Linked DNA regions of Homo sapiens: region 2 is linked to region 1. A link is an interaction called in ENCODE POLR2A ChIA-PET data of the cell type or tissue named here. Cell type or tissue: Panc1. All regions are shown on one strand. Each heading gives the region's core, and the rest is flanking DNA. Links, peaks and the distances in the headings are about the cores only. Region 1 has its middle 38 kb from the start of CASZ1. Region 2 overlaps CASZ1 (castor zinc finger 1).

What was found. ChIA-PET counts read pairs that join two places held together with the same protein. Peaks named below come from ENCODE experiments on the same cell type or tissue, not always from the same donor. Only the 100,000 strongest peaks of a DNase experiment are listed, where the experiment ranks them.
Region 2: POLR2A ChIA-PET joins it to region 1 with 5 read pairs; 4 of 35 experiments call an interaction of 5 or more read pairs at or near these places.

The regions. Positions count from the first base shown.
Region 1 is chr1:10,828,723-10,840,062 of GRCh38, forward strand. No RefSeq gene overlaps it. Among named protein-coding and RNA genes, the nearest start is that of CASZ1, 38 kb to the left of the region's middle. RefSeq lists enhancers at 9,424-10,031, 11,214-11,340. In Panc1, for the core only: no CTCF peak of the experiment used is centred there; a DNase peak (open chromatin) is centred at 5,259.
Region 2 is chr1:10,771,105-10,782,444 of GRCh38, forward strand. All of the region lies in intron 1 of CASZ1 (castor zinc finger 1), which reads right to left. Among named protein-coding and RNA genes, the nearest start is that of CASZ1, 20 kb to the right of the region's middle. In Panc1, for the core only: no CTCF peak of the experiment used is centred there; a DNase peak (open chromatin) is centred at 8,307; H3K4me3 peaks cover 1,614 bases; H3K27ac peaks cover 3,064 bases.

The DNA of each region.
Region 1 (11,340 bases), core at 1,633-9,632:
CGCAATGAACGTGTGCGTGTGTAATTTTTAAAATGGGAAAATTGGCAGGTGTGAGGATGAAGGAATGGAGGTGGCCGGAGCACCCCCCACCCCGTTGCCCAGGCCGCCCCTGCCTCTCCTGGACAAACTCCCTTCTCTCAGCCGTGCTTGGCCCCTGCAAGTCTCCTCAAGCCCAGGACCCAGCACACTCCACCCGCAAACTCCGGGGTTTTCACAGCAGCCCCTGCAAGGTTTTGTTTTGTTTTGTTTTGTTTTTTTATCATCCCTGTTTCTCTACTGGAAAATCGAGATTTATAGAGAGAAGAGGTCATTCAAGCCAGGCACAGTGGCTCACGCCTGTAATCCCAGCATTTTGCAAGGCCAACATGGGAGGATTGCTTGAGCCCAGGAGCTCGAGACCAGCTTGGGCAACATAGTGAAACCCTATTTCTGTAAAAACAAAAACAAACACAAAATTAGCGAGACATTGGTGGTAAGCAACTGTGGTCCCACCTAGTTAGGAGGCTGGGGCAGGAGGATGGCTTGAGCCTGGGAGGCTGAGGCTGAAGTGAGCCGTCATCATGTGCTGTCACTGCACTCCAGCCTGGGCAACACAGCCAGACCCTGTCTTTTAAAAAAAAAAAAGTCATTCAAGTCCTCGTGCTTAGTATATGGCAAAGCTATACTTGAAACCAACTCCCTCGAACTCACACCTATGTTTTTCCCGCTGTGTTGAACCCTCCCACCCGCCCGGACCAGCTGAGCTGAGACCCCCTCCGTAGACGGATCCAGAGACTGAGGAACCAGGAACTGAGACAACCTGGCAGGAGGGCCCAGAAGAGAAAAGCAGGAAAGGGGCAGCCTCGGACTGCCTGGCCAGGGAGGGTCAAAAGCCGGGAATGGTGTCAATGTCCAGAGTGAAGTAATTGGTTAAATAAAGTGTGGCACAGGGACTCTTATGTCGCCACTGAAAGCAGCTTTTAATGCTCCAGCACAGACAAGTATTCAACATACACTGTGAAGTGAGAAGGGCAGGTTTCAGAACAGTTTGAGGCACACAGCATGCCGTTTGTCATAAGGGAAAAAGATCTTTGTGCAGATATATGCACAGACCCTGTCACCCCTTTGCCCAGTGTTGGTGACGAGGAAAAAAGATTTGGGGACCTTTTTCTCTGTATTGTCTGAACCCTATACAACAAACATATGCATCTTTAATCCTCAGAGGGGAGAAACCCAACAAAGCTATTTTCATTTGGAAAACAGAAAAGGAAACGACCCAATGGGTGAGACAGGGGCAATGCTGGGTGGGGGCCCTATCCTTAGATCACTCACTCGCCGCCACCCTGGTCTTTTGTCCTCAGAGTGTTTCTCCAGGCAGCAGATACTTGTACATAGTTGGGAGGGTGTCACCTTGGAATTCACTCTCCCCAATGCCCCTGACAGCCCCACACCTCCCTGGCCCACCCGCCACCCACTCCGGGCGTGATCAAAGGCCAAAGTGAAAACGAGATCTGAAACTTCAGCCTGGAAAAGCGATGATGCGCTGATGCCGGATAAGGAAGGATCACCGCTCACCAGCTGGATGCCCCCCCACCCCGGCGCCGCCCCTTCCCCCTCGGTCACTTCCCAGCCTGCAGCTCAGATCCTGTTTGGGGGAGGGCGGCAGCTACCAGGGGGCATGGCCCCAGAAACCCTCTCCCACCCTCTGTCCTAGAGCATGTTGAGGGGCCTGCCCTCTACTCTCCCCTCTACTGGCCTGTGTTCCTTGGGATTCAGGCGGTGTCTCTAGCAGCATCTGTAACTCCTCTGGTAGAGTTAGCAAGTTCCCGGAGAGAGGTAACCCATTACACCAGCTGGATGGAGTGATCAGGTCAGCAGCTGATGGGCTGGGACCTGGGACAAGTCAATGTAATGGGAACCAGGTGGCAGCTCCTGGGGCAGGGGGCGCTGGGGGGCGAGAGGAACCCTAGGGAGTTAGGAGGGGAGCCGTGAAGACAACTCCACAAAGCATCGTGGGAAGATCATGAGCCCCGGCACCAGAGCAGCCCAGTTGGAACCCCAGCCCCTCCACCCCTAGCTCTGGAACCTTGGGCAAGCCACACAACCTCTCTGATCCTCCTTGTAATCACTTGTGTAATGGGAATAATAATAGCAACAGCAACAGCTTCACCCCACAAACGGAGGGGTTCAATTTAGTGTATGCAAAGCTGCTGGTAATTGCTAATGGCTCAATTAATGGCGGCTGTTACCATTGTCAAACTTACAGAGGAAGAGACAGGCGGCCTAGAAGAACCATAGACTTTGTCTAGGATAGGTGAGATCAGGGGCTGAGTAGTCAGTGTCATCCTGGCCCACCCAATGGCTGGAGGAGGGGATGAGGACAGGAAGAGGAAGGGGAAGGGGAGGCACTGGGAGATGACAGAGATAAATATATGTCATGATCTTGCCCCATCTGGGTCACTGGCTGCACCCCAGGGGTGATGACTCACCTGCTGAGAAGTTCCCCACCCAGAGACTGGTCCCACAGGCTGTGGCTCGGCCCCACGGGCACAGCAGGCATGCATCGGGGAGGCCCATGGAGCAATGCCCAGGGTTACCCATCTGCTTGAGGGCTCAGGTACCCCCCTTTGACCTCTTCACACCCCCGTCCAAGCTGCAACCTAGAACCAGCCAGCTGGCTCTCCTGAGGCAGGGCAGGCCCAGAGAGATCAAAGAATTTGCTGGGGCCAGACAGCAAGGCCCGTGAGGTTTCATCCCATTCAAACCCAGAGACGTCAAGTCACTTGCCAGAGGTCACACAGCTTGGATGTGACAGAGTGGGGAAGCCCAAAGCTTGCCTGTAACAGCAGGCTGCCCGGAGTCCAGCTGGAGACTGGCACTGGCGTGAGCCTCAAGCCTTTTAATCCTAAGATCTGACAGCTGGGCAGCGCCCCAGAAAAGTGGCACTGTGGGCCCAGTGGGCCCTGGGGTGCTCAGAGGGGGCTTCCCAGAGGCTCCTGAGGAGTAGACTCAGGGAGCGTTTCCACAGCAGGCCTTGCTCTCGGGAGTGAGATATGGGCACTCTCACCTGACCACATGCCCTTGGGGGCTGGTCTCAGTGCTGGGTTCCCCAGGGGACTCCCCTTCCACCAGGAACTCCTCCCCCTTGCGCTCCCATTAAACCCAGATTCCCATTAAACCCCTATTTTAAACTCTCTGGCCTCTTCCAGGCAGCCTCCCTGCACCACTGTGCCTCCCTGAGCCATCTGACCCTCCACCCCAGGGCCCTGAAATCAGCATCTCTGCCCTCTGTGTGGCTGGGTAACTTCTCTGGTCTTCTTTTGTCTTTTTCTTCTGTGTGTGTGAGCATCATGTTTATTTCTTTTCTTTTCTTTCCCTTTTTTTTTTTGAGACAGCATCTTGCTCCGTTGCCCAGGCTGGAGTGCAGTGGTGTGATCTTGGCTCACTGCAACCTCCTCCTCCTTGGTTCAAGGGATTCTCCTGCATCAGCCTCCCTAGTAGCTGGGACTACAGGTGCCCACCACCACGTCTGGCTAATTTTTGTACTTTTGGTAGAGACAGGGTTTTGCCATGTTGGCCAGGCTGCTCTCAAACTCCTGACCTCAAGTAATCTGCCCGCCTCAGCCTCCCAAAGTGCTGGGATTACAGGCGTGAGCCACCGCGCCTGGCCGCATCATGGTTATTTCTTCATGGGTTTATCATTATGTGTGATGTGAGCTTAGAGCCTAGCTCTAAGCTCCCCAAAGGTGGTGACCGTATAATCATTTCCCACCCCCATTACCTAGGACAGGACTCTGGCCACAGTGGAGGGTCAGAAGATTTCAGCACACTCAAGAATAGCAGGTAGCAAGGCACCCAAGGCAGCTTTGCTGTAAGTGAAATTGACTCTTGACTTGCTAACCCGATATACTCAGGGGTAAAATCCACTCTACAGAAAGTCTTTGCTTTAGAGAAAGTTGCTCACAGGGGTTCTTTAAACAGCCAGGTCTCTTGGTACCTGCAAGATAGATTTATTTACAGATTTCCAACTTGCCTGGTCTGCTTGGAGCATCATGGGCTGGGTCCATGGCAAGCCCAGGAAGCCCACGCACCTGTCTGCCCTGTCCGCCTTTTGTGTGGTATTGAAGGCCTTTCCCAATCGAGCCCCAGCCTGCCTTTCATAACAGAAATAAAAGCTGACAGTGATCCTACAGGTTAACATTGACTGAGTGCCTCATGCATGAGGTCACCTGGCAGATGGGGTCACTTCATTCATTCTCCAGGTAACTCTGAAATGGGGTGTCAACTGTCATCTTCACTTTAGAGAGAGTGACAGAAAATCCAGGAAGTCCCAGAAGGAATCTGGGATTTGAGCCAGGCTGACCACCTGGCCCTTTGGGGCAGCCTCCCTCTCCTGACAGGCCAGCCAGCCTCTCTCCAAGCCAACACTATCATTGCTGACCACAAACCTTTGCACCCACCGTCCCCCTGCCTGTCCCTGGGCCCAGCTCCTACTTACCTTTCCAGACTCAGCTCAAATATCACCTCAACTCCACCACACAGAATTCATCCTGATGGCTCTGAGTTCAAATCTCTGTGTGGTGCCAAGGACGTGGCCTTGGTATTGTCCATGTCTGTTCCTCCTGCTGAATCAGGAGGAGTCCCGAACACTCAATCAGGATGTACTAAAATCATTCACCCAGGCCGGGTGCGGTGGCTCACACCTGTAATCCCAGCACTTTGGGAGGCTGAGGCAGGAGAATCGCGTGAGTCCAGGAGTTCGAGACCAGCTCTGGCAACACAGTGAGACCCCCTTTCTATGAAAAATTTACATATTAGCTGGATGTGGTGGTGCATGTTTGTAGTCCCAGCTACTTGGGAGGCTGAGGCGAGGGGATTGCTTGAGCCTGGGAGGTCGAGGCTGCAGTGAGCCATGATCATGCCACTGCACTCCTGCCTGGGTGACTGAGCAAGACCCTGTCTCAAAAAATAAACAAATAAAATAATTCACCTACTCAACTGATATTTATTGAACACCTACTATGTGCCAGGCATTGGGGTAAACAGGGTGGATAAGGCCTGAGCTCGCAGGGCACAAATCCAAGAGGGAGACACAGCAATACCCATGTCGGCTGACACATGAACAAGCTAATTTCAGACAGTGATAAATTGTATGAAGAAACAAAGTGAAGTTCTAGAGAGAACCTGAGCTGATAGGACTCTGGCTTTCACCAAAGCGAGTCGAGTCCTTCTCCCAGCCTGACCTGGCTTTCTCTCAAGACCAGCACATTTGTTACTCACTCATTCACTCACTCATTCATCCACTCATTCACTCGTTCATTCATTCACTCATTCACTCACTCATTCATTCATTCACCCATTCATTCACTCACTCATTTGCTCACTCATTCATTCACCCATTCATTCACTCATTCAATCATTTGTTCACTCATTCACTCATTCATTCACTCATTTACTTATTCATTCATTCATTCACTCACTCATTCACCCATTCACTCACTCATTCACCTATTCACTCACTCATTCACTCACTCATTCACCCATTCATTCACTCATTCACTCATTCATTCACCCATTCATTCACTCACTCATTCACTCACTCATTCACTCATTCACTCACTCATTCATTCACTCACTCACTCGCTCACTTATTCATTCACTCATTTACTCATTCATTCATTCACTCATTCACTGAGCACCCACGGTGCCAGGTGCTATCCTCCAACACCCTGGGGTCCCTGGGGAAGACAAACCTGCTCTGAGTGCCAGTGAATCCAGGGAGACTGAGGCTAGAGCAGGGAAGGAGGGGAACACGGGCGGGGGGGGGTGGCACTGCATGGTATAGAGCATTTCCACCCCCTCTGATCAGTCATGCTTCCTAATTCAATAAGGTGAGAAGAAGCATAATTTGATCATATTTGTTTTGCATCACTGCAAAAACAGAAAATGAAGGGCTGCAGAACCGCACCAATTTACTTCATCCGACCTTGATTAAAAGAAAATTAATTGTCGCATCTCTCAGGATATCACAGGCAGCAGCCAATGGCTCTCCAGGATACCACAAAGAGAGGGAAAGGGAGCGCAAGACGCCCCATGCCCTTTTCTCTAACCACTTCCAGCCCGGCTGGCAGCAGAGACAGTGGAGCTGCCAAGGCCTCGCATTGCAGAGGAGGCTGGTGGCGGATGGGAGATGGGACCACTGAGCCCCTGAGCCCCACCCACTCTGAGTTGCATTTCCCCCACCCACCACCCACTCCCCAGAGAGGGTTCTGAAGGCTGGATCCCCATCCCAGAGCCCAATACAGCTTTGCAGAAGCCCTCAGGGGGCTCTCCTCCCTTTCCAGGGCTGGCAGCTGCCCTGCGGAAGAGCCCCAGAAAGATGCCCCCAAAAGATCCAGGTCCCCTCCAGTTTGCTCGACCTCACCACTGGCTCCGCAGCCCCAGCTCTAAGATAAAAGAAGGAGGGGAAAGAGGGGAAGGAGGGGGCTTGGCGCTGCCCGGGTGAGCCAGGGCGGGGGGTGACAGTGGGGAGAGCAGCTCATGAAAAGTTAATGCCCCCTTGCAGGTTGTTGATTTTTGTTTGTTTTTCTCTTTTTGCCAGAAGAGAAGCCTCTTTCATTAGCCCAGACTGTCATTACCCGGCATTAAATTTTCATAGAGCGGGCGGGAGGCCGGGCAAGGGGAGGCGGGCAGGGGGGCAGGCTGGGGGCTCCCTGGGCTGGGCCTGCCGGGGGCTGAGACTAGCTCCCCTGGGCCCCCGTCTGCACACTGCGAGGTCTCAATAAGAAGAGCCGGCTTTCTCCATCGCCCACTATGGGCTAAGCGTGGCCCACGGACTCAAGCCTTTGATCCTCTTATGCTCCTATGGTGTGGGTTCTGTGATCACCCCCATTTTACAGATGAGAAACTGAGGCTCAGAGAGCTTGTGGCTCTTGTCCGTCACAGCCAGAAAGTGGTAGCACCACTGACTTCCAAAACATGCCCTCCTCACCAAGGCTGAGAGGCCGAGGGAGGCACAGGGGAGGTGGTGGGGGCTGGAGGGGCCGGGGAGGCAGCCCCAGACAGGCAGGAGTTCGGGGTGCCTTCGGGGGTGCTTTCCCTTGGGGAGAAGCAGGAGTCCGGACCCCCAGCCCCACTCGCAGGAGGCAGTGGGCGGCTCCTCTCAGCCAGGCGGGTGAGGGTCTGTGCCGGCGGGGCATGCGACCCGCCAGGCAGGTGTCGGAGCCCTCACAATGGTGCACCTGGCGTGGGCGTCAGGCCTGCCCATTCAGCCCGGAACAATCACTGCTCTGCAGCCGCCGGCCCAGCGGCCTCCAGGGGCGGGAGGACCGCGGGCGGCAGAGCGGCAGATGGGCCTCGGGTGTCAAGTTTCCAGCTGGAGGAGGGGGCGGGTAGCCCGGGAAGGGGAGGGGGAAGAATCAGGCTCCTCCCCGCTCCCAGTGGCCCCTCCCAGCCTTGGGTTTCGGAGCAGGGTTGGGCAGACTGTCTGCCCACCACCACTGCCACCTAGAGCAGGCCAGAGGGGGAACAAAGGCCTCAGGCCAGGGCTGGGCTGAGGGTGAGGGGCTTGCTGTGGGCTTCTCGCGGGGCTGATGAATCCTGAGCTCGCAGCAGCTGGCAGAGTCTCTCTGGGCTTCAGTTTTCTCGTCTGTGAAACGGGTGTCCATTCACTAAATACTGAGCATCTGTTCCGTGCCAGGCACCGCTCTGGGCACCAGAATAGCAGCAGTGAGCAAACTGGAAGCAAATCCCTGTTCTCGCTGCACTCAAGTCCTAGTGCAAAAGACAGACAAGAATCAAGATTAAGTAATGGGCCGGGCACGGTGGCTCAAGCCTGTAATCCCAGCACTTTGGGAGGCCGAGGCAGGTGGATCACTTGAGGTCAGGAGTTTGAGACCAGCCTGGCCAACGTGGTGAAACCCCGTCTTTACTAAAAATACAAAAAAATTAGCCAGGCCTGGTGGCGGGCACCTGTAATCCCAGCTGCTAGGGAGGCTGAGGCAGGAGAATCGCTTGAACTCAGGCAGTGGAGATTGCAGTGAGCCGAGATCACACCACTGCACTCCAGTCTGGGTGACAGAGTGAGACTCCATCTCAAGTAAATAAATAAATAAATAAAATAAAGGAATGGCACACATAATCGCTCAGCTAGGAGCAGCGGGCCCGCAGAGGAGGAAGCTGGGCGAAGGAGTTGCGACCTGGGATAGGAGGTCCGTTCCAGAAGGAGGTGGGGCACAAGCCAGGCCAATCTGGGGAAAAGCATTCCAGCCAGAGGGAGCAGCAGGTGGAAGATTAGTGGTCCTACCCTGTAGGGTTTGCCTGGAGCTAGAGGAGGGGACACAGGTGAAACACCTAGAGCCCGGCTCACCGGCTCACCGTCATGCTCCCGATGTGAGGCAGTGACCTCAAGTCTATGGTGGTTTGTTTGTCTGTCCACCCCTGTAACCCCTGAGCCCCTGAGAGCTGGCATCATCAGCCCATCTCTGCCAGGACCTGGTGGGTGAGTAAAATGCCTTGCAGTTTGGAAATCTTCCTAGTCATTCTCAGCTGAGCTTCAAGGGACCAAGGGCCTGTGGGGACAGAGACAGGAGGATCTGAGAAGGGATGGGGGAGAGTCCAACCCTCTTATGTTACCGAGAGGGAACCAAGGCCCAGAGAAGGCTTTTGGAGAAGCCCCTGCTCATCCCCGGCCTTGGTGATTGCATCTGTGCAGTGGGGGTGGGGCTCTAGCGGGTGTGGAGTGCCAGCCGCTGCAGAGGTGGAAGGCATCCCCTGTCCACGGAGGGGAGGGGCCAGCCTCAGAGATCAAGTGGGCAGAGTCTTCCCAAGGGCGTGGACGCACACAGCCATGCGCACAGCAGGGAGGCAGACAGGGAGCAAAGAGGCCAGAGCAGGCAGCTGCTTAGTTCTGAAGCTCCACTGCTACTGTCCTGCTTCTGGAGGTGAATAGATGTCAAGAAGCCTGTGGGGGCTGAGCCTGGTGGCTCACGCCTGTAATCCCAGCACTTTGGGAGGCTGAGGCAGTAGGATCACTTGAGCCCAGATAGTGGAGGCTGCAGTGAGCTATGACTGCACCACTGCACTTCAGCCTGGGCAACAGAGTGAGACCCTGTCTCAAACAAAACAAAACAAAACAAAGAAGAAGAAGAGGAAGAAGCCTGTGGGCTCTTCCCTAGACCAGGACGGGGGTAGCAGCTGGAAGGAGGTGGACTCATGGACCTTGGACGGGCCTTGGCGTTACAGAGATCTGGGTTCAAACCCAGGCTCTGCCTCACACTAGTGTCTGACCCCAGCCATTCATTCATATGACTTCGCCAGGCCTCGGTTTCCTCATCTATAAAATGGAAAGAATAATAGCAAGAGCCCTGGCTTCATGGGGTTGTTGGGATGGGACTATGCCCCAGGACCCAGCCTAGCCCGGGCACAGGGTCGGAGCTAGAGACAAACACTGTTGTGGGTGCTCAATGGGCTAAGAAGGAGCATCTCGCCTGCAGGAACGGTTGCAGGGAGGCAGCTGAGGCTTGAAGCGTTTAGGGGATGCACCTAAGCTCACACTGCTAGTGAGAAAAAGAGCCAGGATTTGCACTCAGGTCATCCTCCTTCCTGGGCTCTTAGCAGCCTCTGGTGCACAGTGGTGGGAGGGAAGGCCAAGGGAAATCAGTGATGTGGCTCAGGGGCACTGAGGCCACTCCCAGGTCCCTCCCAGGCACCGCTGGCCCCCCAAGGGACCCCCACCAGTGGGTTCAGGGCCTGACAGTGCCCGCCTTACTCCTGTTGGCGGCACCAAAAGGCGGCAGATGAGGGATGAGGGGACCTGGCTCCCCCTTCCAGTCACTCCTGAGCTTGGCTGGGTTCCTTCCCTCCGGTCCCCCACTTGCTCTTCTAGGAACAAAGGCAGCACGGGCACATCCCCACTTCCTGGCGGTGTTGATTTTCTAATTCTCTACCCCTCAATTACCGCTTCCTGAGGGAGGCATTACCCTGGGAGCAGCCGCCTGCCTGGCCCAGAGGCTGCAGAGGGCGTTTGTGGTAGGGCGTCCCCATCCTTCAGGGAAGCCCACAGGGGGCCTGGCTGGGCCCTGGGCACTGGCCCCTTGGAAGTGCCTCAGGAAGTGCACCAGCCTCCAGGAAGTGTGCTTTCCAGTTGGGGCGCTCCATGGCCCTGCCCCTGCACCCCTTCAGGATCCTGGTCCCTTGGCCCAGACAGCCGCACGTCCACAGGCTCCCACACGGTCAAGGCCAAGCAAGGGCAGGCATGCGTGTGGGTGTATGTTAACCCTTGTAAGTGATTCATGTGTGTGAGCCAGCATGCAAAGGTGTAAGTGCATACGAATGTAGAAAACGAGAATGTGGATGTGTATATGTGACTGCGTGTGTAACGGTGCATGTGTGCAAAGCTGAATGTGGCAGGTGTCTGTGCACACATGTGTGGGTCAGTAATGAAAATGACTGCATGAAGGAGTGTGCAGGTGCGTGCAGGTGTGTGCGGTGTGAATAGGTTTGTGCGTATTTGTGCATGGGTAAGTGTGTTTTGGACTGAAAATGAGTGTGCAAGAGTGTGACTGAGTGTAAGTGTGAGTGTGGACAGGGCCAACTGAGGCCAGGGTAGGGGAAGGGGACCCCTGACTCCCAAGCACGGAGGCTGCTGGGTCTGGCAGTGCAGAGAGGACTGGGGGGATGGTGGATGGCCCCAGCCCAGCACTGCAAGAACCTCAGACCTCCAGCCCGCTTCCTGCTGGACGGGAGCTCGCATCCTCCCTGTCAAAAGGAAGGAAGTGCTCACCTAGGGCAGGTGGTCCGGCTGGCAGCAGATGCAAAAAGACTGAGTGGTGATTTGCATTTTCATTTGCATATATTTCCTTAGGTCCCACTGATTGGTTATTTGAAAGTCCCCAATTCCTGCCAACCCTGTCTGCTTGCAATGGCCCTGTGGGGTGGGAGTGGAGGTGGGGAAAGTGCAGTTGGGCACTGCTTGGCTGAGAGCTGAGGCTTGTCCCTGAGGCCTGAGGCTAATCCACAGGTCTGGTCTGGGTGGGACAGGGTGCTCGCTGAGAATCAGGCCCGTAGGGATTGCTCAGTGGCACAGAGCAGGTAACAGTCCCCAGGCCTCGCCTAACACAGAAAGTGCTCAGCCAGCTCTTTCGTCAATAGATGAGCAAAGCGTGGATGGGGCAAAATGAGCGTCGGCTGCCCAGTCTGCTCAGATCTTCAGGTGGGGTCTCAGTGATAGGGTCCTCAGCACTGCTGAGATGGCACCTGGTCCCCTGGGCCAGTGTGGCCAGCCCTGGGGGTGGATGTTGGGGAATCTGAGAGGCTGCCGATCAGATGCTGCCAGCTTCACCTCCTGCCTTCCCACTCCAC
Region 2 (11,340 bases), core at 1,537-9,536, 58 kb before region 1:
AGAAATGGAGGCAGGGAAAGTTCCCAGTTGCGCCTGCTTTTTCTCCATAGCGCCAAGCTGGGGGTGCGGGACAGGGAGCAACCGCCCCACTTGGTCTGGCTTCTATGGCAGCTTGTTTTTCCCTTGAGAGGCACAGATTGTTCTGGTTTCAGGCAGGTTGGGGAGGTGGGGGCGGGGGTGGCGGCAGGATAAATGTCCTTACTTAGAAGTTTTTATTATTATTATTATTATGGATTTTTGGTTCCCCGCTGTCTGCAGTTCTGTGTCATTTCCAATCTACCTTCAGTTTCCCTTGGATTTATATATTTATTTTTTGGGGTTGGTTTCGGGTACTTCTAGTCTATCAAACAATCAGCCCTGTGAGGTACGCTGGGTGTTTCCAGAAATTACATCACAAAAAATCATGCAATTAAAGTGTAAGGGAAAAAAAAACATAGCTGTTGCTTAATTTTGTATTTTAATTAGCGACTTATTGTAAACGTAGACTTTTAAAATGGAGGCACCTAAGCAAAGCCAGTAAACAAGTTTTTCTAATGAATTAATTTCACCTCTTTCCTCCTCCTCCTCCTCCTCCTCCTCTTCCTCCTCCTCCTCACCAGCCCAACTGTCACCCTCCAGATTTTCTCTGTCCCCTTATTTTCTATTCCACTTCTTGATCTTTGCCAAACACATATGAGAAAAAGAACACCCCTGAAATAAAATTGGGGATGCTGGCACCCAGGACTCCCCCTGGAACCCGCTTCCAGCCTTGATGGTGAGGATGCTGACTGAGGACCCGGCATGAAGTTGGCTGCTGCAGCCCCTTGTCCCGTCCCAGCCCAGTTAGCTGCTGCCAAGCCCCTCTCGGCCGGCCCCCAGGGAACTCCCCACTCCTGTCTGTGCCCTGATCTCAGCAAAAGACAGAGACAAACCGGGAGCGGCACTGACTGCCAAGGCAACAGTGAGAGGGTGGAGCCACGTGACACCTGGGGGGAGCCTGCAGGAACAAGGTGAGGAGACCTGGAGAGAAAGGAAGGCTTGGGCTGTTGTGAAACCTAAGACACCTCTGGTTGCCTGGAGGAAGGAGGAGAAGGGGCATGGGTGGGAGAAAGAAGAGGCAGTCTGGAGCTAGGGAGAGAGAAGCCGAAATTAGAAGGGTCTGCCCAGGCCACATTGCAGCTGGGAGAAAGAACACATCCATCAGTCCCAGGCACCCCCAGAGGGCTAGACCCAGGCCGCCACCATTGGCCACATGCCCCCATTGGTCTAGAGTTCTGCTCCTTCCCCCATAGAAACTTCCCAGCTTCAGGAGAGGAAGCAGATTGGCCTCTTTCAGCCTTGTTTCTGCGGGGGAAGGCTGAGGATCAGGAGCAGGGTGTCCCTGCTCTCTGCCTAGTCCTGCCATCCTGGAAAGGGCAGACACATATCCAGATATTCTACCACATGGAAGACTCTGGGAAGCTGTCTCTGCCACACATGAAGAATGGATACCACTGGGTGTCTCCAAGTCCCTGTTCACTGGAGGAGCATGCAGGCCCTCCTGTGACCCCAGAAGCTCGGCCAGTTTAACGAGGGCAGGGTGTCCACCTGAGTGCCAGACAGGTGCATGGCTCCTCCCTAAAGCTGTCATCTCCTAAGCCAATGCAGAGACACCATAAAGGAACAGGTTTGCTTCACAGACTCTCTCCCAGGGCAGAACCCCACGCTGGCCACTTTTACTCTGAGCATGAAGAGCTGTATGGGTGGGCTCAGTAAGGGCTGCTCCTGGCCTGCTCCCTCCCACCTCCTCCCCCTCGCCTCTGACTTGAAGCCCAATCTGGGACCTCCGCCTGCCATGACAGCAGGTGGCCCCATGACCACATGGTGGAGGATGGGGGCTCCCGAAGGCTCTAGAACACCTGGTGGCAGAATCCTGGCCCCCACTCACTAAGATTCCCAAGGAAAGGAAGGAGGGGAGGAAGGAAGGACCACAGAGAGGAAGGGGCTGGGTGCCCGTGTCATCGAGCACCGGTGGGAACCCAGACCCAAGCCCACGACAGATCCTGCTGGGTACAGCTTCAATCAGAAAGGAAAGCTCTCATCAAACATAGGCTGGGCAGGGATGTGGGCACTGAGATTAGGGATTTGGAAAACCATCTGAGGAACCTGGCCCTGGGAAGACAGCAGCAGGATTTAATACCTTATCCCAGCTGTCTGGTAAACACCCTGAACCATCCCCACACTCCGTTAGGCAGCCTCGGATCTTCAGGTGTGCCGGCTACGGGCAGGTAGAGACAGACGTGGGCAGAGACAGGAAGGGAGGGAGTGTGGGCTGGGGGAGGGGGCGGGGGTGGAGCTGGCCTGGGAGGGATTGGATGGGTGGCAGCCAAGCCAGACAGTCAGCGAGACAGCTGACAGGTGCAGGACAGTGGGACCCGGGAAGGAAATGGGCGAGCGGGGGTTCCGAATCCTCAGGGGTCTCACGCACCCCGGGGACTGAACATGGTGAGGGGAAGGGTCAAAGTCTTGGGGGCAGAAGGCCTCGGCCTTCTAGCTTCTCAGCATACTTGGCCGGGGGAACGCATGGACCAGGCAACGGGCTCCCCCAAACCAAGCAGGACAAGGCAGCAGGTGGGGGTTCCAGCTTCCAGGGCCTGCTGTGGTCAGACCAGACAGCAGTCTGTGTGTGTGCTTGTGAGGCACCCTGTCCCCAGCTCACACACACACATCCTATGCCAAAAAGAAAACCAAAGCACTCAAAATGGAGCGTCCTTCTAGTCTGGGCTGGGGCTGATATGCGCTGAGAAGAGGCCGCAGGGTGGGAGCAGCCCTGTCGCTGCTCAGAGGGGCCTCACCTCTCCAGAGATGGGTTGGGGAGAGTTCAGAGCAGACGAGTAGACAAAGAAGTGTCTGAAGGTCCTGGCAGCTCCCTGTGGTGGTCCGGAGCAAACCTCCTTAACTCTGATCCCAGCACAGAGGTGGGACCTGAGGGAGTGGGCAGGTGCCTGCACAGAGGCCAGGTGCTCCTGGGGTCCTCCACCGCCAGGCCCACAAGGGGCACTGCACTAATCCTCTTTTCCCATTTCCGTCTGCTTGTGGATGTAATTAGAGTTTTGGGTGGAAATCCACCCGGAGTGCACCCTCCCACCTGACACCGTCGCTAAATCCTTGGATACACACGGTATATCTCCTGACTCTCGGAGAATCGGGAACCATTTCAAAAGCTAAACAATCTACCCCTTTTAAATGTTCTCAACTCTGACTGCTTTCGGCAGCACACTGTCAAATCTGCCCTGGCCTTGGCCAGGGCCAAGTTCAGGGCCTCCCTCTCTGTCCCTGAGATTAGGGATTTGGAAAAAGTCCCACCACCAGGGCCTCCTGTGTAGTCTACAGAGGAAAAGAAGAGGTTGCTGGCCTGTTGCGGGGCTGGGTTTAGAGTCCTTTGCCTTCTGCACATTCTTTAAGCCCCGTGATCCCAAGAAATCCCATCCATAGCCCCCCCGATCCAAAAGGATCACCAGGAGATCCAGATGGAGCATTTTTCTGCTCTATTAACAACCACACAGAGCTCTGGCCCCACTGCTGGAGACTGGCCTGACTCTTGGGTATCTCCCACCACCTGAGTCAACGCGGACCCCTCTCTTCCCCAAGTGTGACCCTGTAGGCCTAGAGGAACCACCAGGAGAGGCTGGAGGCTTGAGCCCTCCCTCCTCTGTCCCAGCGCCAAGTTCCCTGCAACCCACAAGCACAGTCCTGACACTCAGAGCTCCCGCGGTCTTACAGACAAGGGAATGAATCCCCACGTGTCTCCTGCAACCATCTCTGTTCCAGCTTCTCTTCCAGACTCCTCCAGTCTCTCTACTCTGGCCCTGCCAGAATCAACAGTTTAAATCTCTGCATTAAACACACACACACAACACCCCAACAAGGGAGACAGAATACACCGAGAAAACCTCACCAGACCTAGGGTTGGGGCTGGAAACCGGCGACACTGGCTCACCATTTCCCCCGCACCAGGCAGTCGGCCAGAAAACCCTGGGCAATACACACGGCAGACTCCGCCAGACATTAGAACACTTGTTCGGTTCCCTACCCTTTGGAAGCCAGGCCCCCAGTGCATCGCTTTGGGCCATTGCTGCCGATAATTTTTCAGAGATAAACAAACCGGTTTGGATAAAACAAGATCCAACCTGAATTCTTCACCCAAAACTCAAAATGAAACTCTCCTATCACCCCTTTCATTCCCTTCTCCGCCTACCTATAACCATCATCCAGTTCCCTCAGGTTCAGACGACTTGATTTTTTTTTTTCTTTTAAAAATTCAGTTCTCTAGCTTTTGGATTCATGGACACTACAATGTCTGGGACCATTCGGCTCAATGTGAAGGCATGCGGGGGGATTGAGAAAGTCCCGGCCAAGTTTCTCCAGGATGCCTGGGTTGGAAGGGAGAGGGAGAAGGTGGGACCTCAGCTGGGCTGGTTTCTGGCCTAGGTCTTTTTCCCTGGTTCCTTTTTGGCTCAAAGTCTCTCCTCCATGCTCCGATGATCTCTTCAATCTTCAGCCCCTTTCAAGGGGACGGGTGTGAACGGGAGCAGAGCAGTTGGTCTACCTGCCCTCTCTAGGCACAGAGGGTAGGGTTGCTCAGTTACCCTTAGGGGTTCACCAGGTTAATAGAGGCCCGATGTCAGGACAAGAAGGAGGCCAAAGGGCCGAGAGGAAAGATGAAGCCCTGAGGTCTGTGGCCACGTGTGTCTCTCTGCCAGCTCTGTGTGTGACATGCCCTCCTACACCTAGACTCATTCATGCCTGACACACTCTCAACCAGCACCCCGTCCCACCCAATCAGGCCCCCAAGTACCCTCCCGCTGCAGCCTCTCCGTGTGATACTGTCTGCTTTCTGCCCTGAGCTCGTCTGGAACCTCTGTCAGGGCTCCCGCCTCCCAAGTCCCCATCAGTGGGGTCTGCTCGGTCCCTGTAGCTAATTTACACCCGTCAGGGTTTAAAATAGCAGAGGCATAAATGAAAAGTCCAATTTCTTCAAATTTGCATTGTAAAACCATCCTTCAACTTCCTTGAAATAAATTTTACTATTTTATTAGTGCAAACAAAATGGTAATAAAACACTAATACAGCGTCTTGTATCCAGGGGAAGAGCTAAAATTAACATAGAGCGAGCAGTGTTTGCTATTACATTCAATTACCTTTTTACTTGAGATTTACATTCTCATCCCCTTAATCTCCATAGTAGTGGCTTCAAAATCATTCCTCCCAGGCTCTGCCCTTCCCAAGCCCCCACAGCTGGAAGCCAGGCCTCCTGCCCAGATGGCGCTCACCCCGGGCATGGAGCCTGCCCCTTTCTCCACAGCTGCCTCTTGTCACAGGGTACCACTTCTCTCCCCTGCTTGTAATTGTCTCACGTCTTGGCCTCTCAGTACTCGGCAAGTTCACACCAGAGGGCTCTGACACGAGACACATCCAGACAGGCAGTGATCGATAAGCAGGTGCATGGGGCATGGGTTGGGGGCACTGCCCACCGAGCCTGCAAAGGCTCTCCCTGGTACCAGCTAGGGGCGGGAGCTCCTGGGAGTCCTGGGGAAACTGGCATCTCTGGTTTGACAGGTTGTGGGAGAGGGTTGGCTGCATGGCACAGCTGCGGACTCCAGACGGTGGCAAGAAGCTCCAGCCATCCTGAAGTAGGAAGGGGTGACGGCTCTATGGGGGCCAACCCTCTTGCTCATCTTGGGAGGTGGCTGCTTGCCAGCGATGGAGATGGGGCTAGAACCACCTCACCTTCTCACCATCCAGTGCTCTTTCTTCAACAGAAGCAGTCCCTAAAACCAGTCACCCCCAAACACAGCCCCACCATCTGATCCCCTAGGAGGGTCCCTTTACTTCCTGCAACTGGAGGAAGCATCATTCCATGTCTGGAACCGGCCAGCCTCACCCTGAGCCAGTGGGGAAGATGACCGTGTTTCCAAATGGCTCAAATACTGGGTCCTAGTTCCAGATCTGTCACTGACTAGCTGTAGGGCCTGCGGCACGAAGCAACCTCCCTCTGGGCCTCAGTTTCCCCACCTGTAAACCAGGACAATAACCTGTGAGCTGCCTTCTTCACAGGAAGGGTCATAATGATGGAACGATCACACAGGTGTCTCTGAGCCCACCCGAGCCTCGGAAGCTCAGCTGGGAATCTGTTCCTGAGGACAGGACAAGGACCGCAGGGTTGGGACCCCTATGAGGACCACGGAGAGGGGCGTCCGAGTCCTGGGCCAGGCCACCTCTGACCTCTGTGACTTCACCCTTCACCCACAAGCCTCCTTTCTCTTATTGGTCAAACCACCGCATCATTCCCACAAAATCCTCTGAGCTCATGCGGAAGGAAGAATTGCCATTCAGCCCCGGATCCGGCCAGAGCACAGTCTCACTCAGGGTAGGCCTGGGGCAGGGGACCAAGTGATACGCGAAAAACAGACGGAAGACCCCGTTAATTTTACTCTGCCCGGCTACTACAACGAGGGGGAAAGAAGCGACACACAAAAACACAACCACACACACAAACACAATCTCATACACAACCACTTACACTCATTTTCACACACAACCACACACCATCTCACACACAATCTCACACACACCATCTCATACAAAATCACACACAAAACCACATACCACGTTACAATCACACACAATCCCATACACACCCACTCACATAATCCACATAAAATCACACACAATCTTATATACAGCCACTGACACAATCCCACAACCACACACAATCTCACACACTCTCATATACAATGACTCACGATCTCACACAATCACACAATTTCACACAAAATCTCACACACAGGCACACACAGTCTTCCACACCATTTCACACTATGTCACAACCACATACAATCTCATACGCAATCGCATACACAATCTCATACAGTCTCATATACACTCACTCATACAATCTCACACACAATCACACACAATCATACAATTTCACGCAAAATCTCACACACACAATCTCATAGTCACACCATCTCACACAATCTCACAATCACAATTTCACACAAAATCTCAAACACAAGCACAATCTCATACTCCATCTCACACTATCTCACAATCTCGCACACAATCAGACACACTCTCACACACAACCACAATCACAATCTCATACACAATCACACAATCTCACACAGCATCTCCCACAAAAATCTCACAATCTCACACAATTCCACACAAAATGTCACACACAAGCACACACTCTCACACAACCACACACAATCTCACACTTCACCTCACACAATCTCATAAACAATCTCATACATGATCACTCATACAATCTCAGACACAATCTTACAATCACACACAACCACACACATCCTCATACAATCTCATACAGAATCACACAATCTCACATAGTCTCACAATCACAGTCTCAAACACAGTCACTCACACAATCTCAGACACGATCACACGCAAAACGATTTACACACGAACACAATCTCACACACACAAAACAACATATGATCTCACACACACCCATTCCCAACTCCCCTCTCGCGGTCTTTCTTCCTGAATCTGATTCCTAAAATGTCTTCCAGTGGACACGAGGAGGAGAGCTCCCATCCAAACTGTTCCCAGGCAAACGTGTCCTTGCTCTTGATCCGTGTGGAATTCCAAGTCCCCCTGGCAGAGAGCGGCTTCTGGGACTCTGGGAGGGAAGAATCTTCTTTAACCCCAGTGGAAGTGCAAGCAAAGGCGGTTGGCAGTTGGGCGTGACTGCCCAGAACACCAGGGACCCGCCTGGAGGTCTCTGCTCCCAGCCTGACCGCTGGCTGCAACCCTTTCTCCCTGGGCCCCTACATCCCACCTCCCATCACATCCTAGCCCAGAGGTGGGTATCACCAATAGCTCTCCTGGCCTGCAAACAAAAGGCCAAGACCACTGCAAGAAGCGAAGGAATCAACCCCACGAGCTAAATGTAGGGAGTTTGCTTTGGTTCACATTTATTTTTTCCTTCCCACTGGTGAAACAAAAGAAAGTTTGTTGTTGAGGTTCAAACATTTCTTGGGCCTTGTCCGAGTCTTACCTTGTTTTTCTTTTCCTTTCTGTCTCCCCCCCAGCCCCACCCCGTCTTCCCTGCCTCCCCACCTTGAATAAATAAAGCACCCGAAGCTGGCACCGGCTGGTGAGGAAAGTACAAACTATCTCATAATTTTATAATTTTTTTTTTTTTTTTTTTTTTAGCACACTGGCCTAGGGTTTTGGGCAAAGGACAAAAGCTATTGTTGCACAGCACAACACGAAGGCTGAGTCACCGATACGCCTCAGCTTCTCGAGATCTCATAGGTTTCTGTGGCTGGCACAGCCGGTGAGCTCAGCGCCCTGCGGGGGCCGTGGGTGCAGGCGCCCTCTCGCCTGGCGCTGCCCCGCCCCCTCCCCCTTGCCAGGGCTCCCTGCCGGGCCGACACGTTGGCTTTGTTGGTTTTTAATCATAGGGGGGGAATTTAAATAAAATGTTGTGAAATAAAAAACAAATCACCGTAGTCCCACCACCCTAACGCTATAATTTTCATTTTGGAGGATCACCTTTCAAGCGTTCTACAGAAGCATTTGGATTTTTATATAGTTTCTCTCGCAGCGTTCACAGCTCTTGGCATTTGGTATAGTTTTTCACTCATATAATAAACATTTTTCCATGTTTCGAAACCATCCTCGGGATGATAATTTGTACAGGTGACACCGTATTTATTCCGTCGTGATATTCCTGGGCAGACCCTATGAAGTGAGAAGGGGAGAACTCTCTCGGAATTGAATCGTTTATTTGCAAGATTCCAGCCAAGGTGGGGGCTTTGCCCGAGTGACCCAGATCACCTGGCCCTTGGGGATCTGGCCTGGGAGTGTGTACCTGGAAGAGGGGCAGAGGCTCCACCAACACCCCGCCCACCCTGAGCTGGGCCAGGAGTGCCCTGGCCCTTGTGCCCAGAGAGACACGGGTTCCAGCAGGAGCCCTCACCCTCACGGTGACCTTCACTCCCCACAAACTGCACTTCCTCCTTATAAAGCGCCCTGGCAGCAAAAGGCCCACGACAACGCTCTGCTCTCCATTTTTATATCTGAATATCTCAAAGCACTTAGCAAAGACTGTCATTTTCTCATTACCCCAAGGAGAGGAGGTCATTCGGGAAAATGGTACAAATATTCCCATTTGTCAAAAGCAAGAAGGAAGTGAGTTAAAAGGAAAATTCTGCCACTTAACTGAGCAAAAGCTACCCAGGAGAGAACACTGGGGTCTCGCCTGCCTCTCCATTCAGCCAGTTTGCCTTCTCCAGTGCAGTTTCAGGCACCTCATTACCAAAAAGATGGCTCAGAGCCAAAACCAGGTTTCCATTTTGCCAAGAATCAATCCCTCCCCGGTGGCCCCAGCTCAGGAGACCCTCCTACCTCATCCAAAGTCTCAATCAAAACCATATTCTTTTATGATTATAGTTATGTAAAATACATGTTTAATAAATATATACAGTCACCAAACGGGGGAAAAACACTAGACAGAAATACACCAGATACTAAACAATGTTGTCTCATGATAGTTAAGTTAGGGGTGCATTTTTTTCCCTTTGATCTATTTTCAAAAACTGTTTAAAATATGGTTCTATTTTTCCGGTGCATAGGGAAAAGCGTGCATTTCAGAGTCAGATCAACCAGCGTTGGAACCCTAGCTCTCCTTTAATGAGCTGAGTGAACTCAGGTAAGTGACTGAACCTCTCAGAGCCTCATTTCCTGCCAGGTACAATGGGAATCGAACCACTGCTTGCCTTGTGTCTTTCAATCCCACAAAGAGTCACAGCGCAGCATCTGACACACAATCGGCCCTCAGTAAATGTCTATTTCCTTTCTCTTTTAATAAAATAAGAATGTAAAATCAACTCAGCTTCCTTGCTGCCCCTTAGGGACAGAGGCAAGACCCTTCTCCTGCACCCCCTCTCCAACTTCATTCACATCCTTCACCTGTCTCCCCGCTCCCCTACTCGCCCCACCCCAACAAACCCCCAGGACACAGACCTCAGGATGCTGGTCCTGGCTCTCCTGTGACTTGCCTGGAGGGCGAGGAGGGGGCTCTGGGAGGAGAGAAGCTCCTCCTTCGACCTTCTCCACTAGCACAGGCCCAGGCCAGCCCCTCCAGGCAGCACACAGGCCTTGTGCAATGACTCGGAGGACATGCAGGGAGATCCCTGGGTTTGTGCCTTCTTGGCAGCTACCCTCTGGGAACAGGTGCCAGGCTGCAAAGGCCACCTGCTCCTGGGGAAGGGCAAGGGCCACACTCCCGTCTGCGAGGAGAAGCCAAGGAGAACCAAGATGGCGCCAGTGCTTGGGAGTCAGCTCCTCCCTGGGCAGGCAGTCCAGGCCAGCCCAGGGACTGCCACCTGCACGTCCAACAGCTCAGCCCTGGGCATTGCAAGCCTTTCCCTGCTCCCTCGAGGGCTCTGTACTGGGCGGACACGTTTGCCTTGCTATTGGCGAACATGCTCCAACAGACTTGTGGTGGCCACAGCCTCTGGGATGACGCTTCAGCCTGGCCTTGGGGGTCTCTGGAGCTCAAACACAGGGAGCCCTCTGCCTTACTGCCTTCATGATGACAGATGGGGAGGGTGGAGTAGAGACAGTACTAGTAGCAACGATAGCTACCCCTCATCACCATGTGCCAGGAGCCCTTCCAGCGTCATTTCATCTAATCCTCACAGCAACCCCAAGTGATAGGTGCTATCGTGAACCCTCTTTTACAAGTGAGAAAGCTGAGGCTGAGAAGAGCCCACAATATTCCAAAGTCAGAGTCCCAATAAGGAGAGACTAGGGATTTGAGCCGAGGACTTTACCACTATCCTCCCAGCATAGCTCCCCAAACAAGCAGACTCCACCAGCCTTTTCCAGAAAGAGTCCCCTGAGGGGCCTCCCTGGCCACTGGGGGCACAGACACCCCCCAGGAGCAGGTTGTAATTCTGCCAAAACAAGGGCATCGCTGTGCCTCTTGCCCTGCAGAAATAGGAAAGACGCTACCCCTCTATAGAGACAGGTTGGTCAGGCTAAAGAGTTGCTATGTCACAAATGAGGAGCACGACTGGAGGGGTATTTGAAAGGAAGCAGTGTTTCCCTCCCTGCAGCTTCTGGGAATGCTTAAGTGGGGAGGTCTAGGGACACGGGGCCATTGGCGAGAGGGCCTGGTACTAGTAAGTATCTACTGACTACGGTACTGGTGTGGACACTGTGGAATGGAGAATGATGGGGGCAAGGCCCTTGGCATCCATGAACCCTCAACATCGAAATCCTTCTTTACAAACCAGGGATAAGACCAACTTAAAATGGTGTACTCTTTCTTTTAAAATTAAAATA